2 separate regions of the Homo sapiens genome follow, and region 1 is linked to region 2. Evidence: chromatin loops called from intact Hi-C (ENCODE). Cell type or tissue: heart right ventricle. All regions are shown on one strand. Each heading gives the region's core, and the rest is flanking DNA. Links, peaks and the distances in the headings are about the cores only.

The links. Hi-C counts contacts between places; a loop is a spot of excess contacts. Peaks named below come from ENCODE experiments on the same cell type or tissue, not always from the same donor. Only the 100,000 strongest peaks of a DNase experiment are listed, where the experiment ranks them.
Region 1: it touches region 2 in a loop (3-fold over the local background); 2 of 110 quality-filtered maps call a loop at or near these places.

The regions. Positions count from the first base shown.
Region 1 is chr9:2,207,229-2,210,147 of GRCh38, forward strand. The region is part of intron 2 of LOC107987043 (a long non-coding RNA gene); the gene reads right to left. Among named protein-coding and RNA genes, the nearest start is that of SMARCA2, 190 kb to the left of the region's middle. In heart right ventricle, for the core only: no CTCF peak of the experiment used is centred there; a DNase peak (open chromatin) is centred at 1,486.
Region 2 is chr9:2,145,362-2,148,280 of GRCh38, forward strand. All of the region lies in intron 27 of SMARCA2 (SWI/SNF related BAF chromatin remodeling complex subunit ATPase 2), which reads left to right. Among named protein-coding and RNA genes, the nearest start is that of SMARCA2, 130 kb to the left of the region's middle. In heart right ventricle, for the core only: a CTCF peak has its summit at 1,468 (motif pointing right); no DNase peak of the experiment used is centred there.

The sequences.
Region 1 (2,919 bases), core at 193-2,692, 62 kb after region 2:
AATGTAGGCTCTATTTAAGAGCATTCAATATTACAGATTCAAGCATGAGCGCCATATATAAATAACTAATGCTTCCAGGAAAGGACCACACTAATGGACTGTCAGAAAACACAATGCAGTTTCTTTGTCCTACAAGAGTATTAGAAAGGGATTGCACTATATTTGCACGCCACGATGCATTCCAGGTGTGTAATTCTGAACACACTTTCATCAGTGGGCATTTGAATCATCCAACCTAGCAGAATTTTTTTTTTTTTTTTTTTTTGGAACAGAGTCTTGCTCTGTCGCCCAGGCTGGAGTGCAATGGCATGATCTCGGCTCACTGCAACCTCTGCTTCCTGGGTTCAAGCAATTCTCGTGCCTCAGCCTCCAAGTAACGGGATTACAGGCATGCGCCACCACATGGGCTAATTCTTATATTTTTAGTAGAGATGGGATTTCACCATGTTGCCCAGACTGGTCTTGAACTCCTGACCTCAGGTGATCCATCCACCTCGGCTTCTCAAAGTACGGGGATTACAGGCGTGAGCCACTACGCCCGACCAACCTAGCAGAATTTCTACAGACTTACTGGAAACATCACTGGGAGTCCAAGTTTTTAATAAATACCAAAATAGGGACAGTTTCCCTAAGGTCGAATACCAGTTTCCACTGCTTTCAAAGTCTATTCCCAACTTTCAGCCTGTTTATCTCCTTTAATGATCTTCTTTTTAAAAATATATTGAAGGTACCTGATGCCATGTCCTTTGCTCAAAACTGCGGAAACGACCAAGGCTAGTAAACTCAGTACCTGCATCTCCTGTGTAGAATCACAAAAACCCTTACCTGCCCATTCCAATACACTCCTCTCCAAAGCCAAAGCCAACTTTTTTTTTTTTTTTTGGAGACAGGGTCTCTGTCACCCAGAGTGGAGTGTAGTGGCGCTATCACAGCCCACTGCAATCGTGACCTCCCTGGGCCAAAAAGGTGATCCTCACATCTCAGCCTCCCATGTAGGGGGACTACAGGAGTATGCCACCACTCTTGGCCAATATTTTTTTGTATTTTTTAGAGAATGGGGTCTCACTATGTTGCCCAGGTTGGTCTTGAACTCCTAAGCTCAAGCAATCTGCCTGCCTTGACCTCCCAAAGTGCTGGGATTACAGGCATGAGCCACCGTGCCTGGTCTCAACATTCTTATTAAAAGGAAAATCTGATGTGGTAACTAACTAGCTTAAGACCCCTGCAGTGGTGTCTCATTACCCAATGAGTACCAAAGTCTTTTACCTGCTTTATAAAGCTGAGCAAGTGTAAACCACAGCATCTGGCCTTGGTTACAGAACGGATGATAATCACAACTTGGATTTGGTTCAAAGTTGTTTCACCTCTGTTAACTTCCAAGCAACCAAGCAAGCAGTATATAAAGGTTGTAGACCAGATAAGGATACTAGTACATCAGCACCCCAGGCAAAGATACCAGCATGTGACACACTACTCTGCAGCCTCCCGTCAGCAGCTTACAGAGGGATATTTATAGTCAGCACAGCCCATACAGAATGAGAAGCCCACTGGGTCAGAGCAGCTCCGTCCCCAAAAGACCTTATACGATGTGAGAACTGGAGATATTCCATATAAGCCAATATAAATACACTAAATCCATATATTTTTACATCTTTGAAAGACATCAATGCCTTTCAATCTATGATGTCATAATTTTAATTGGCAACAATTTTCCTTTCTTAATAATAAATAAAATAAAAACACATTTACAATTTATGGTACCTTAGATTGTGGCTTTCTTTTCCTTTTTAAACACAGATTTTATGTAGCATAATATATGCACTTTCCTGCACCTTACTTTTTTCACATAATTTACCTTATCAAACATTCATATCAGTGCACAAAGAGCTGCCTCATTCTTCCTAACCACTGCATGTATTTCATCATATTGACACTTCCACATTGATGGGACAGTCTGGTCATTTGTAGTATGTGTTTATTTATTGCTGCTGAAAAGGATGAGTGCTATAAGGAACTGAGAGCCAAGTGCAATGGGGACACAGAGACCAGGGGTAAGGACTTGAAGGTTTTGTTGTAGATGTAAAATCAGAATTGAGACTGGAAGGAGGGGGAGACATGAGACAGGACAAACTGTTCTTGAAATTTTCATCTTGGTAGGCCATCAGAAAGTAACTCACCATCTGCCTTTGAAAAAGTGGGCTTAGAATGTGCAGCTTTCAAACAATTCACATGAAATGTCTGCCCAAAGCTTCTCTTATCTGCTCAAAGCCCATTCAGCAATCATGGAAGAGTCATTCTTATCTCACTGTCTTCAGAGGGTATTAGAAATAGTCATTACTCATTTCCTTCATCAGGCTGACAAAGGACACGTGGAAATGGATCTGAAAGGGGAAATAGTGAAGGACTTTATTTGATGATGACGATGATGATGATTTCAACAAGACTGAGAAACTTGCAGTGGGCTCTTGGAGAGAAGTGAAAGCATGAGGGCTGAAGGATGAAGGTTGGGGTAAAATAAACTGAGAAAGTGAAAAAAGTTAAATCAAAGTGGCCCCAGCCTGAAGAAACTCCAGCCATCCTGTTCTTGTGCATTCAGATTCAGGAAGAGCAGCATTTTAAAACACCACCAAAACAGCAGCAGAGTAAAGGCTAGCTAATTCCTTAACTTGGCCCCATCTTCCCACTCTAGTTCCCCTTGGATTGTGACAAAAATGGCAATACACACACACACACACTTATTTGAGTCTATGCAATAGATTTATGAGGTAGACACTATTATTATTTCTCTTCTACAGACAAGAAAATGGAGGCTTAGAGAACTGAAGTCACTTGCCCAGGGTCACTCAGCTAGCAAATAATTGAGCTGGGATACAACTCCAGGAAGACCAGCTCCAGAGTCCTTGCTCCTAACTAGTACTT
Region 2 (2,919 bases), core at 160-2,659:
GATATTTTAAGTAAGGAGCAATGGAGGAGAAAGTAAATAAAAGAGTTTAGACAAGACTAAGATGTGGGAATTAGAAAGCTTTTGGCAATTTTTTTAAAATTATTAATGTCCTTCTGGGTGCCAAGGAATTTTATTGTGTGGTCAGGCGGTAGAATCATCCGTAAAGGTGACCCTAGACACCTGACAGTAAAGGGGAGGTGAGGAATGGGTGAAGTAGGGAAGATGCAGAGAGTTTGATGCTAGAGTTTATCCTTTAGTACTTGAAGATTGACATTAAAATACCTAGAACAAATACATTTGGACTTAGTGTTCCATAAATGGATATATATCTAAGAGCAGTTTTCCCAGGGAACCCTATCTAAAAGTTGAATTCGTTCTCAACTGTTTTTACAGTATCTAGTTTCCCTCCCTCATTACTGTGCTATGTACTCTAGGGGAATTGAGAAAAACGAAGGCATTATCTTTGTAAGAAGAAAAAATCAAGATGATCTGGCACACCTGGAGGGGTAGTGGAATGGGAGTTGATCACTGAACATGTATGCAATGTGCATAGGCACAGGGGATTGGGAAAGACATCCCAGGCGAGAAGTAAGAGTAATCACAAAGGTGGGAATAAATATGGCATGCTACAGTGTGGCATGGGCTTTGTGTTCCTATTATTTGCAGAATGTTCGCATAGCTGGGTGTCTTAGTCTGGGATGCTATACCAAAATACCATAGATTGGTTTATAAGCAGTTCTAGAAGCTGGGAAGTCCAAGATCAAGGCACCAGCAGATTCCATGTCTGGTGATTCTGTTTCCTGGTTCATAGACAGTGCCTTTTTGCTGTGTCCTCACATGGTAGAAGGGACATGGGAGCTCTTTGGGGTCTTTTTTAATAAGGGCACTATTCCCAATCATGACCTAATCACCTCCCAAAGGCCCCACCTCCTAATACCATCACCTTGTGGGCTAGGATTTCAAGACAGGAATTCTGGGAGGACACAATCATTTAGTCCACAGCAATAAGAAATATGCGAAATCAGGATGGGTAGGATCAGATCATAGAGATCTCTAGATTCTGTTACCGGATCCCACCACTTACTCAAAGTTAGCCTTTGGATCGGGGGTTTCCTAGGTATTGTGGCTTTGTGGTCACCAGAAAGATGTTGCTGAAAAGGGGTCCGGATCCAGATCCCAAGAGAGGGTTCTTGAATCTTGCACAAGAAAGAATTTGAGGCAAATCCATACAGTAAAGAGAAAGCAAGTTTATTAGGAAAGTAAAGGGATAAAGAATGGCTACTCCATAGGCAGAGCAGCTTCGAGGGCTGCTGCTTGCCCATTTTTGTGGTGGTTTTTTGATGATATGCTAAATAAAGAGTGGATTTTTCATGCCTCCCCTTTTTAGACCACATAGGGTAACTTCCTGATGTTGCCATGGCATTTGTAAACTGTCATGGCTCTGGTGGGAGTGTAGCAGTGAGGGCCACCAGAGGTCACTCTCATCACCATCTTGGTTTTGGTGGGTTTTGGCTGGCTTCTGTACTGCAAGCTGTTTTATCAGCAAGGTCTTTATGACCTGTATCTTGTGCTGACCTCCCATCTCATCCTGTGACTGACAATGCCTTAACTGTCTGAGAATGCAGCCCAGTAGGTTTCAGCTTTATTTTACATAGCCCCTATTCAAGATGGAGTTGCTCTGCTTCAAACATCTCTGACAGTTCCATACAGGCAGGCTTGGAATTGATAGACTGAGGAGAATTTAAGAAACTGAGTAGTGCAGTAGCTCATGACAGAAGTGTTTAAGATCTGAGCAATAGGATACAGCTCATAACTATTTAGAAAAAGTACAGAATCGAGCTATTAAGTATTATTACAGGGAAAAAATGTACTGAGTGACCAAAAAAAAAAAAAAAAAAAGCAAGGTACTATGACCTTCTTTATGACCCCCATTCCAAAAAGATGGAAGAGCAGATGCCTTCTTAAATAATCAGAACCAGTGGTGCATTGGTCAACGAAAACATTCATTAGGGTGAGAAAATAATATGTCACTTATATGTACATGTAATTTTTAATTAAAAGCATATATCTGTTTGCCACATCTTTCATTGTAAGGCTGAGATTGCCTCTTTGAGTAAACTGGCTAGAACACATAAATCACACATAATCTTTCTCACAGAAATAACACCTATAATGTTTCACTTAGGATTTCCAGTTTTGGTGTTCTGGGCGTGGTGGCTCACGCCTGTAATCCTAGCACTTTGGGAGGCCAAGGCGGGAGTATCAGCTGAGGTCAGGAGTTCGAGACCAGCCTGGCCAACACGGCAAAACCCTGTCTCTACTAAAAATACGAAAATTAGCGGGGCGTGGTGGGCGGGCACTTGTAATCCCAGCTACTTGGGAGGCTGAGGCAGGGAAAATTGCTTGAACCCGGGAGGCAGAGGTTGCAGTGAGCTGAGTTCGCACCATTGCACTCCAGCCTGGGTGACAGAGCCAGACTCCGTCTCAAAAAAAAAAAGTAGGGCCTCACCCAGGCTGTAGTGCAGTGGCATGATCACAGCTCATTGCAGCCTCCCTCAAACTCCTGGCCTTGAGTGATTCTTGCACCTCAGCCTCCCAGAGTGCTGGGATTACAGGTGTGAGCCACTATACCCAGCCATGAATGAGAATCCTAATATTAACAAAGCATGCTGAGTTTACACTTGCCTCCCAGTTGTAACAGTCTAGCCCTCACCAAATTCAACAGCATTTCTGTTGCTGCTGCTGTTTTTAAAGAAACTCACCTTTTTGGAGTCTTGTATTGTTCATGCTCTTTATAGAACTAAGAACCCAATTTCTTCTCACAGTTACATTATATTCATTTATGTAAGTACTATCTAATTGAATTAATGTAGCTCCAGTAATAAGTATAACTAACATCAACATGTTTGGGAACACAGC